Linked DNA regions of Mus musculus: regions 2, 3 and 4 are each linked to region 1. A link is a contact called in ENCODE Hi-C or POLR2A ChIA-PET data. All regions are on one chromosome and are shown on one strand. Each heading gives the region's core, a stretch centred on a gene start or an enhancer-like site at or near the end of the contact. The rest is flanking DNA. Distances are from core to core; before and after follow the strand shown. Region 1 holds the start of Arid5a (AT rich interactive domain 5A (MRF1-like)). Region 2 holds the start of Uggt1 (UDP-glucose glycoprotein glucosyltransferase 1). Region 3 holds the start of Neurl3 (neuralized E3 ubiquitin protein ligase 3). Region 4 holds the start of Kansl3 (KAT8 regulatory NSL complex subunit 3).

What was found. Hi-C counts contacts between places; a loop is a spot of excess contacts on that map. ChIA-PET counts read pairs that join two places held with the same protein, here RNA polymerase II (POLR2A).
Region 2: POLR2A ChIA-PET joins it to region 1 with 11 read pairs in Patski. The contact joins the promoter of Uggt1 here to the promoter of Arid5a in region 1. POLR2A ChIA-PET finds 5 or more read pairs at or near these places in 4 of 5 experiments (Patski and embryonic stem cell).
Region 3: a loop to region 1 is called in a map of v-Abl transformed pro-B cells, with 2.5 times the contacts of the local background. The contact joins the promoter of Neurl3 here to the promoter of Arid5a in region 1. A Hi-C loop is called at or near these places in 2 of 37 maps with a recorded cell type or tissue (both v-Abl transformed pro-B cells). POLR2A ChIA-PET finds 5 or more read pairs at or near these places in 3 of 5 experiments (Patski and embryonic stem cell).
Region 4: a map of heart shows a loop between it and region 1 (4-fold over the local background). The contact joins the promoter of Kansl3 here to the promoter of Arid5a in region 1. A Hi-C loop is called at or near these places in 2 of 37 maps with a recorded cell type or tissue (both heart). POLR2A ChIA-PET finds 5 or more read pairs at or near these places in 3 of 5 experiments (Patski and embryonic stem cell).

What each region holds. Positions count from the first base shown.
Region 1 is chr1:36,306,301-36,309,000 of GRCm38, forward strand. Arid5a (AT rich interactive domain 5A (MRF1-like)) reads left to right here and starts at 1,433. Exons shown (of 7, transcript NM_001172205.1): 1 at 1,433-1,536. The coding sequence starts at 1,533.
Region 2 is chr1:36,242,935-36,245,634 of GRCm38, forward strand. It overlaps Uggt1 (UDP-glucose glycoprotein glucosyltransferase 1), which reads right to left and starts at 1,368. Exons shown (of 41, transcript NM_198899.2): 1 at 1,136-1,368. The coding sequence starts at 1,193. Gm39625 (a long non-coding RNA gene) reads left to right here and starts at 1,375. Exons shown (of 2, transcript XR_865343.3): 1 at 1,375-1,549.
Region 3 is chr1:36,272,158-36,274,857 of GRCm38, forward strand. Neurl3 (neuralized E3 ubiquitin protein ligase 3) reads right to left here and starts at 1,268. Exons shown (of 4, transcript NM_153408.2): 1 at 1,181-1,268. The coding sequence starts at 1,208.
Region 4 is chr1:36,367,672-36,370,487 of GRCm38, forward strand. It overlaps Kansl3 (KAT8 regulatory NSL complex subunit 3), which reads right to left and starts at 1,510. Exons shown (of 22, transcript NM_001310513.1): 1 at 1,434-1,510; 2 at 98-363. The coding sequence starts at 312.

The DNA.
Region 1 (2,700 bases), core at 183-2,682:
AGGTTGCCCGAGACAGGTGTTGACTTGCTGAGGCTTTGCACAAACAGCACTGCCTGAGAGTGAGCTCTCCTGCCTGGACGGTAGGATCCTCCTTTTCAGAGGTCGGATTAGCTGTGGCTTTGAAAGGTAGTGAGTGCCTCATTGATAGATGTATCCAATCCAGGAGGTAGTGGATGGTCTATACTGCAACACTGAAGGCAGCGTGCAGATCTCCATACCTAACCTGGCACTGTAGCTAACCCAACCAATCGACCCTTACCAAATGAACACAGTGACTAGAAGCCTGTGAAGTTTCCAGGTGGTATCTCTTGGTAGATTGCATCTCTGCTAGAGTCTTGGATCTCTTGGGGTGGACTGGGGTTTGTAATCTTGGATGTGGGAGGCACTGTTACAATCATTGTTCTGCTCGTTATTCTGAGCAGTTAATAAATATCAACCACAATATTGCCTGTTACCAGATCGGCAAGCACTGGTTTATTACAATTATCCACCAAGCTCACTGGTGTCTGCTCCAGGCTGAGCTTGCAGATCTGCCATTCCAGAGCTTATGGATAAAGCCCAGAGGGTCAAAGTCATCAAATGCAGACTGTCCATTTGTTCAGTGTGAAGGGGAACACTAAAATGTTGGGGGCTAACTATGAAGCCTTCCTCTGTGCCCCAATTCTCTAGCCCTACCACCGACCAGTAATATGAGCTAATTAATCACCCAGGCCTGTTTTGCTCTATATAATGAAGATAATGATGGTATGAAATGCACCGAGCTGTATGAGTATTATAGTTAATCAACAGAATTTGATTCCGGGGATACTAACTACATAATAGGAACAGAGTTCGAGTTCAAGCTAATAAGGCTTTCTGCTTTTAAATCTCAAGTTTTAGCGTCATCTTCTATAACCCACACGGGTCCAAATGACTGTTCTCTCTACTAATCTTGTCCACATTCACCCTCAACTCGTTCACTTCCTCTTTGCACGGTCCATCTTGTGGCTTTCACTCAGTCTACATGACATATGTAGACATGGGCATTTTGGGCATTAGGCCTGGACCACAGACTTTCTAGATTGGCCTCTGGTAGGCTAACAGTACTTACTGTGTAAAGTTGGAAAGGATGGAACCGGCCAGGACCACTTCAGGTAAAAGCCAGAAGCACTTTATTTAACCCCACCCAGTCTTTGGCAAGCTACAAAGAGCGGGCAGTTTTTCTAAGACTCTAGTTTTGCCTCTAGGGAAACCAACAGACATGCGACAGCAGTTGATTCTTGAGTTTCTTACATCAGCCCCTAGCTGCAAAGTGGGCGCACACTACAACTCCCAGACGTCCTCGGGTCTAAGGGGGCGGAGTCTGCTCCGCTCTAGAAAATAGGATTCACCAATGGGCGCCCAGAGCGCTGGGGGGGGGCGGGTCCATGGGCGGGTCCGCGGGGGAGGAGGCAGTCGAGCGGCGCCGGTAGTCAGTCGCGCCGAGAGCGCTGGGACAGGACGGCTGTGCGTGTAGAGGGTCTCTGCATAGCGACGCGCGCTCTCGCTGGGCCATGGGTAAGCGGCTGGCGGGCGGCGCCGGGGTCAGAGGGCTGGGGTCCCAGAGCGATCGTGGCTCTCAGGGTAACCCGAATGTCTGCGTGCTCTCTTCTCGTGGAAAGTCGGGGCGGCCAGGGGCTTCCCAGGCGTTTATCTCGAAACTCTCCTCTCCGAGTCTGGACTGAAATTCACTGAGCCGCCCACACTTCCTGCTGCGGTTTCAATCTCGAGCTGCTCTGGGCCCATTTGTTGTGACAGCTGTCAGCAGCAGCTTCTCGGCCGCGGGCCCCTCCCTGCCCCGTGCCAGCCCAGCGCTTCGCTTCTCAGAAACCGAGGCGCCCGGGCCGCGCGCAGCGCTTCCCACTGCGGCCGCGATTCCTGAAAGTGACTGCGCGGGTTTTGAAGAAATTGCTCAATGCGCTTTGAAGAATCAACGGTTCCTCTTTTCTGCCAAGGGACATGCTGATGGTTTGACGGTCACACGCTTCAGATCCCCTGCTCCTTCTCTCTTCTCTTTCCTTTTTCTTTTTGTTTCTTTTTCTTTCCAACCCCCAGCAGGAAAGACGGTTTCTTTTTACCCGCCTGATCTTCTGAGTTTCCCTCTTTTCCCTCGGGTCTCTTCAAAGGGACAGGGTGATGGCCCTGGACTGGGGGTGTTTAGTGGACCGAGGGCAGAAGCTCAGGCTGCCAGAGTGCGACGAACAAGTTTGGCTTTGCTCTTATTGCGAACTAGGGGCACAACCACACCACCGATCTGTGGCCCTTTGCACTCACTACCCAGGCGTTGCTCCCTGGCCGGGGTCACATCCCACACCTAACCCACAGGCACAGTGGGGCCAACCGTAGGCCGGGAAGGCCTCAAATTAATCCCAAATTGTGCTGCTCAGGCTGTATCCCCTAGTTTGCAGAGTCTTTCATTTCAGATGAGTGTAACAGGTGCTCCTTGCCCCGCCCCGCGGGCACTGCTGGGAATTGATGCAAATCTAAGGATCTCAGTGTCTAAAGAGGATGGATGCCTGGGCAGGGGAGGGTGAGGAATGTTAAGCTAGAGGGTCTGTCTCTACAGCAGTTAGTGTCCTAAATGACTGCTTGGCCTAGAACTTGAAGTGACAGAGGCAGAATGGCCTAGAATTATATACCCCACCCCGTCTTCTATTACAGAGAAACTGAGGCATAGAGACA
Region 2 (2,700 bases), core at 118-2,617, 63 kb before region 1:
ACAAATTCATATTCTCTCTCCCACCTCTTGATATAGACAAACAGTCAGACAGAGAGACAGACATTTAATTTGTGTCTCTATATCTAGATCCTCTCTCCCTTTCTCTTCCTCCCTCAAGAAAGCAAAAAAGAAAGTTTTAGCAAGATGGCTCTGTGGGTAAAGGCTCTTGCCATGCAAGCCTGGTGACCTGAGATTGAGCCCTAAAAAGAAAGCCACACAGAGGTGGATGGAGAAAGCTAACTCCACTAAGTTGTCCTGTATACACACAACAAAATCTAAGTAAACAAAATAAAATTTTTTATTTAAGAAAGAAAAGTTTCAGCTAAGTTTACCAAAAACAAGTCAAGTGGAAAGGCTACAATCTGCTCCAGTTTTGTAGTGTTAACTAGCTTTGTAAAATGTCTCCAAGCAGATCTGGTGGTGGCCGGGATTCCAAGGGTAGCCTATGATCCTGAGACCCTACCTCCAAAGGGGTAGGACAAGCAAACAGACATGACTATGTCTTCATGCGTTTGGCAGTGTACAAGGTATTACTAGGAAATAAAGAACTTTATACTACAATAAGCTTGCACGGGCACAGATGTTTCCAAGGCACTGCAAGGGCAAGATCATAGGTCTCAGAACAAACAAAACACTCTCTCCATTTCAAACCTGGCAACAAATGCAGAACAAGAGAGCTTTCAGCCCAGCAGCAAGAAGAGCTCACGATCACAATGTTTTGGAGATGCACAGATCACAAGCTAAAAGTGAAGTGAACCGTCCAATTTCACGCCAAGAGATCTTATCACCCACAGATGCATCACCTGAACTCAGAAACCTATAAAAACGCCAACTCGTTTCTCCAGAATCATGCAAAATGCTGATTCTCAACCTACTTAGGGTCAGACTTGGTCTAAAGTCCTGGGGGCGCTTCCTCCTCCTACACTTCAAACAGGGTCAGGACTGCTGGAGTGAGCCCGCCGCCACTCTGTCCCCAGAAGACCGCTGGGGACGACTTGAGGCGCTCGTGGAGAGAACACTGGAGGGAAAACCGAGTCAGAGTACAAGAGGAAGCCCAAGGTGACTCGGACTCACGGTCGCCTCCCGCGCTGGCCCCTCTCCTGTTCCCGAGGCCTCCCCACGCCACCCAAGGTACCTGTCACCCGCCGCGCAGCCGCGGCATCCGCAGTGTTCGCATCCCCCCGGCTGCACATGCCCGGGCCGCGCTTCGTCCACTCCGGTGTCTGCAACGACGCCTGGGCAGGGCGGAGCAGCGGCGATCGCCGGGGAGGCTGCGCCAGTGAGAAGCCGACACGCGCCTTTCCCGCCGCTCCTCACAAGCCGGTTTCTCAAAGCAATAACCCAGTTGCCAGCTGCCCCTGCACTTCCGCTTCCTAGAGGCGAAGGCAGGACGACTTCCGGCTATCGAGTGCGGCGGGGGTTTGCCAGAGAGTCCCGCAGCGGCCATGAAACCGGCATAAGACCCGCCCCTTCTCTCGGCCCCTCCCCTCTCCTGGTTGAGCCAGCTCGCCTCCTGAATTTAAGATCCTAGAAGACCCAGTTCAAGCAGGTGAGCTTCAAGGCGCAGTCCAACCGCCCCGGCAGATAGTTATTTCAACCTTTTTCTCCCTATTTTTATTATTTATTCCTCTCAAGTTAAATAAACGTACACAAACTCAAGACACAAAAAGCAGAAGAAGCTCATGCTGGGCGTGGTGGCACACACCTTTAATCCCAGCACTCGGGAGGCAGAGGCAAACGGATTTGTGAGTTCGAGGGCAGCCAGGGCTATACAGAGAAACCCTGTCTCGAGAAAAAAAAAAAAAAAAAAAAAGGCAGAAGAATCTCTGTGAGTTCAAGGCCCTATCTCAAAAGGAAGAAAAAGTTATAAATTTGTTTTAGAGTATGTGATGTTGGTTAATGCAGAGATCCATAACTAGTCAAACTGACTGAGACTAAATGATCTCAGCTCTGACTGAAACACCTATATCACCACCTCCAAGACCCAAGCAGCATCAGGGGAAAAGAAAGCAAAAAAGACAAAGGTTCTTGCTGCTAAGCTGGAAACCTAAGCTCAATTCCCAGAATACACCGCAAACGCCAGGCACGGGCTGCGGAGATGACTCAGTAGACAAAGTATTTGCTGCCCAGATGTGAAGACTACAGTTCAGATCTCCAGGACCCCTGTAGAAATTGTAGTAATAGCTACCTGTAATCCCAGTTCTCAGGAGGCAGAGACAATTCCTCTGGCAAAGTGGCTAGCCACACTAGCCAGAATTCTTGAGCTCAAGAATTCTACCTCAATAAATACCGAGTGACTGGGGAAAATACGAAGTGTCAATTGAGCTTGTGTGCAGGCACACACATATATTCATACATACACACACACACAGGCATACATACGTGCATGCACACACACACATACACACACACACACATAACATACTAGCCAAGTAAACACTGGAGGTAGAGACAGGCAGAACTTTGGGTCTTACTGGCCAGCAAGCTACCAGCCAAATGGGTGTGGTTCAGACTAGTGAGAGACACTCTCAGAAAACCAAACTGGACATTGTCCTGAGAAATGACAGCTGAGACTAATCTTTAGCTTGCACACCCATGCACACACATGTGTACCAAATTGGAGACACTGACTTGCACACATGTGTGCCAACCTGGAGACACTCACACAGAGAAGAAAGAGAGAGAACGCAAGCACTGACC
Region 3 (2,700 bases), core at 18-2,517, 34 kb before region 1:
CACTGACGGAGGCTGGCCTGGATCTAGACTGCTAGGAAGTTGGGACAGGCCAGCCATGTCTGTAGGGTCATCTCCAGGCCTGGGCAGATGAAGACAAATTATAGTCTCTGCTGCAAGGCTCTGGGGATTTTAGTGATGGATGCTCAGCCACCTGCTCCGTGATGGCCTCCTAACTGCCAGCACCTTCAGCATCAAGGTCTTTGGGATGCCAGGCACCCAGTCAGCCCTTTGCAGAATCCTGTTCTCCCCTCTGCACCCCAGCATGCAGAGCTTGGGGAAGCTCAAGAAAGGTCCCTTCCTGTCCTCCCAGCCCCAAGGAGACTGTGGGCTCAGCTACACAGTTTCAGTCCCTCTCCCTCTCCCACTCCCTCCTCCCTCCTCTCCCTCTCCCACTCCCCCCCCCCCACATCTGTACCTGTTATACCCCATCCCTTTTGGCATTGTTACTGCCCTGCCTTGAATCCAAACACAGCTGCCACAGCAGAGGTGGCTCTGGGCGTGGCCGCCCACTGTGAGCAAGCCTTGGGTGCTTGCCAAGGGCCCTACACAGGGGCACTGATTGGCTTGGGGGGGCAGGTCTAGGGTGCCTGGTCCCCGTCTCTGTTCTAAGGGGTGGCATGCTATTTCCTGCTCACTCACCAGGCCCCTCTGCTAAGGGGACACGTGACCACAGGTACTGGTGTCTCAGAGAAACTTCTTATCTCATTACTATTTAGATATCTACATTTGGAGTCCTAAAGGACAGCAGGGTGGTGGCATAGTCCCAACCTTCAGACGAGAAAAAAACCAAGAGTCCAGGGACAAAAATGACTTGTCCACATTGCCACCGACAATTTGGCAAGGCTGAAATCCCTCGTTTTTCCACCGGCCTCCTAAGCTCTCCCCTTTTCCCCACCCCAGCCTTGATTCTCCCTTATCCAGTTCCTAGATAAAGACTGCTTACAGGTAGTGGGTGGGAAGGAGGGGTGTGTATCTCCGCAGCCATCTTGGACCAGACACCCCGCTTCTGCTGGGTTCCTGGGAAGGCAGGAAGCTCTCGCCCTCGCGCAGCCCAGACCATGGAGAAACCCACTCTAGGAGCCAATGAAGTCTCTGATCTCCCCTTTCCAGACCTCCCACCTGTACTCCATGCAGTCAGGACTCCAGAAGCCAGCTCAAGGCATACGGGAAATCTACTTACTGGCCTCAGGGCTGAGGAGAGAACCCATCAGCCTGAGCTCCTCCTGGGGCACAAGTCCCTGGGTCTGAAGATGTCTGTGAAGGCCAGTGGTCAGGGTTACAAGACTCCGGAAGGTTCCCCTTTTATAGGCTGGAGCTCACGTTACAGAGTTGTTGATTAATTAGATGCTGTCACGCATGACGATATCCGGGACTTTCCCCATGACCTCTCGTGGCTCACAGTGGACTGCTGCTGCAGCAGGCTGGTCTGAGATAAGAAGGGAAGCAGGGGCTGTAACTGTGGCTGCAGCAGACGGTTTTCTGTTTGACTTCTAAGCAGCCCTTGTCTGTGAATTATAATCGCATGTTAGTAAACACCCGTGCCGCCGCCACGCCCTCCCCCACTCTCCCCAACAAAGACTTTGGTGGTCCTGGTCTGGGATGAGATCTGGGCATTGGGAGTTTCAAGAGCATGCAGGAACTTTGATTAGCAGCCGGCATGGTGTCCAACCCCACATAGAGAAGGTGCGCAGCGCTGCTGAAGGTTAACTGATTGAGCTAAATCCTAGGACCTGTGAAGGTGAGGCCGCCCAGTGGCAAGGTTGGTTTGGGGGCTTACAACCCCACCCCCACCCCACCCCCCCTCCCCGCCAGATTAGGTCTTTCTTGAGATTCCAGATCAAAGCCACAATTCTGTGACTTCTGTGGCCCCTTTAAGAAAGGAACGGGGAGGGGGGGGGGCTGGCGAGATGGCTCAGTGGTTAAGAGCGCCGACTGCTCTTCCGAAGGTCCGGAGTTCAAATCCCAGCAACCACATGGTGCCTCACAACCATCTGTAACGAAATCTGATGCCCTCTTCTGGAGTGTCTGAAGACAGCTACAGTGTACTTACATATAATAAATAAATCTTTAAAAAAAAAAAAAGAAAGAAAGGAACAGGAGCACCTGGAAATGACAGTGAGCTAGACAGGACGGGGGGGGCGGGGGGGGGGCGGGGGCGGTTCGACTGAGGAGGGAAATAGAGGGCTGGAGACCCAGGTTGTGTCTGCTGTATTACCTTATGCAGATCCCTTCCTCTTCTTGAGGTCTGATGTTCTGGTTTGGGGACCTTTTCCAGCCAGCATGTGGTGCCTAAGTGAGAAGAAGTGGCCAGGGGAAGGTGAGTGTTATCAGTGTAGCCCTGGTTACCTTAGACATTGCTGTAACCCCTGGACTTTCTTTTTCCGGCCACACCCTTGCTGAGCGCCCTTTGTCACTGCACTAGATGTATAACTTCTGCCAAGACCACAGGTAGCTGCTCTAGAGCCAGTGCCAGTCACCTGGGCCGGAGTCCTGTGGCTTCTAAAGGTTGCAGTTCCCCCGATGCCCCGGCTGGCTCAGTCTAAGAGGTTCAGGCTCCTGGCACCTCCTGGCAGGCACACCAGTCTCTGGACACTTGTGGATGCTCCTCCCTTGCTGGGTTGCTCAGGGCTGGAGCCAAGAGATCCTTGTTGATTAGCCACATCCCCCTAACAGAGGTGTGTGGTGCCCAATCAGGGTGCC
Region 4 (2,816 bases), core at 260-2,759, 61 kb after region 1:
CCCTGCAGCCCCAATCACTCCTAAGAACATCTAAGCCCCGCCACGCATCACTTCCTTAAGAAGGAAACCCAAACTCACATGGTATTCTCAAACTCACATAGTATTCTCCTGCTGCCGACGGGGGGTTACAAAGAGCATGCGGGTGGGGCGGGCACTACTGGCATCTGGGTGGGCACTCCACGGTTTTGCATAGCTATGATCCAGGAAAACGAGGTCCAGTTCCCGCTCATGCACTGAAAGCTGGAAGAGCAGGGAGGTACCCATCCGCCGAGCTGAAGTCTGGAAGTCCCTCTCCCCACCCCGGTGGGCCATGTCAGTAGTCAAGCAGCCAAGTCAGGGTGTGAATATCTGCATGCTAGTCACCTGCAGTGAAAGGGGGCTTGTGAATTCAATAGCTTCCATTTCTCCCAACTTTCACTATCAAAACATGTCTTTATGCTCAGCATTCGATCTTTGATTATGCACATCTATGTGTCCTCCCACACCGCCACCAAACAGAACGGTGCCATACACAATTTTATAACTGTAAACTGACAAGACTCCACAGTTCACAAAAACATGACCTTTGCAATTGCCAAGGCGTGGTGACGCACGCCTTTAATCCCAGCACTGGGGAGGCGGAAGCAGACGGATCTCCGGGAGTTCAAGGGCAGCCTAGTCTACAGAGTGGGTTCCAGGACAGCCAGAGCAATATATTGAGATCCCATCTCAAAAACAAAAACCTAAATTTGCTGGGCAATTTTCTTCCTGGGTGGTAAAGGTTTTTGCAAACCAGAGGGATCACAAACATGAATTCATCAAAAGCTAAAGGTCCCTACTTTTCGTCCCCTAAACAGGACGTGGGCAGGGCTGGTCTGCTCGGGTGGCCCCAGCACAACAGGCGGGCACCGCGGGCCTCCAAGCTTCATTGCTTTGGGCTGAGGTCAAGGGGACTCTCCTAGGGTCACGCTCCACCAAAGGTTTGCATCAACCTCATGGTACTCCGGAGTTTTGGGAAGAGAAAAACTAGAGCCCGCCCTCAGCCCGGCCGGGCCCTCAGAAGGCCTCTCCTCCTTCGCCCTCCCTCGGCGAGGCGCCCAGCAAACGGCCCGCTCCTCTGAGAGGTTCCCGCCACGGAACCGCAGAACCTCAAAACGGCCCACCCGGGCGGCGGCCCCGGAGCCCGGACGACTCGGCCAAGGTCATCCCGAGTTCCCGGCGAGGAGGAGCCGCCCGGCCCCACCTCCCCTCCCGGGGCCCTCCTCGGCCTCGCGCCTCGGCCGCCCCAGCGCCGCGTCTGCCTCCCGCGCCCCGCCCGGCCGGCCCGGCCTGGCCCGCGGCTTCAGCCCCCGACCCCTCATGCCCGCGGAGCCCCGAGGGCTTCTCCGAGCCCGCCGCCCAACGCCTGGAACCCCACGGGCCACCACCCGCGCCGGGGCAAAACCGCGTCTCACCCGCAGTTGTCGGCCGCGCGCTCGCCCGAGCCGGACCCCAATGCGCGTGCGCCTTACCTCCCGGCGCCTTGGGCTCTGAGGAAAACGCGGAAGCAGATCGCTCTCCCGGAACCGCGCGGCGGCGAGCGGCAAAGCCCGGAGCGGATCCGCGCCCGGGACCTGGCTAACCTGTGGGGAACGCGGAAAGCGCGCGCGACTCCCGGGGCAGAGACGTTCTCCCTCTGCGTTTTCTGTGGGAAAAGTGAGGACAAAGAGCAAGATAGTTCAGACCACCCCAGCGCTCGGTGTCCCCTTCCCTGTTACAGAGCTGGGTTCAATTTGCAGTGTGCGGGTGGGGTTTATTTCAGCCCATCGGGGTTTATAATCCTAGCACTCTCTGGAGGCTGAGACAGGAGGATCGAGGTGAGTTCCAGAACAACCTGAGCTACACCATGACACCCTGTCTCAAGACCTCAAAGCAAACCAGAGAGATGGGGAGATGAAGAGAGGGAGGGAAAGCTTTGCAGAATGTTGGGATACAATTCTAGGGCTCTGCGGAGTTTAATAAGAAACTGGTACAGCTCAGACTAGGATGAGGTGGAAGATGAGGCAGAGGACAGATGTAAGGTTCAATTTTTTTTTCCCCCAGGTTTTTTTAATTAGGTATTTAAAAGGATCTTTACCAATCCTAAATCAGATAGGGGACTAATATCCAATATATATAAAGAACTCAAAAACATGGACTAAAGAAAACCAAATAACCCCATTAAAAATGGGGCTCAGAGCTAAACAAAGAATTCTCAACTGAGGAATACCAAATGGCTGAGAAGCACCTGAAAAAATGTTCAACATCCTTAATCATCAGGGAAATGCAAATCAAAACAACCCTGAGATTCCACCTCACACCATCAGAATGGCTAAGATTAAAAATTCAGGTGACAGCAGATACTTGCAAGGATGTGGAGAAAGAGGAACACTCCTCCATTGCTGGTGGGATTGCAAGCTTGTACAACCACTCTGGAAATCAGTCTGGTGGTTCCTCAGAAAATTGGACATAGTACTACCAGAGAATCCAGCAATACCTCTCCTGGGCATGTATCCAGATGTTCCAACTGGTAATAAGAACACATGCTCCACTATGTTCATAGCAGCCTTATTTATAATAGCCAGAAGTTGGAAAGAACCCGGATGTCCCTCAACAGAGGAATGGATACAGAAAATGTGGTACATTTACACAGTGGAGTACTACTCAGCTATTAAAAACAATGAATTTAAGGTTCGACTTTTAACTGCTTGGCTCAGCCTTTTTCTCAACTTTGAAATGTGCAAATGCCTAAACCCTGATTCACCAGGTTGCCAGGGGAATGCAGTCAATTATTTCTGCCACCTGTCAAGAGCTCCATT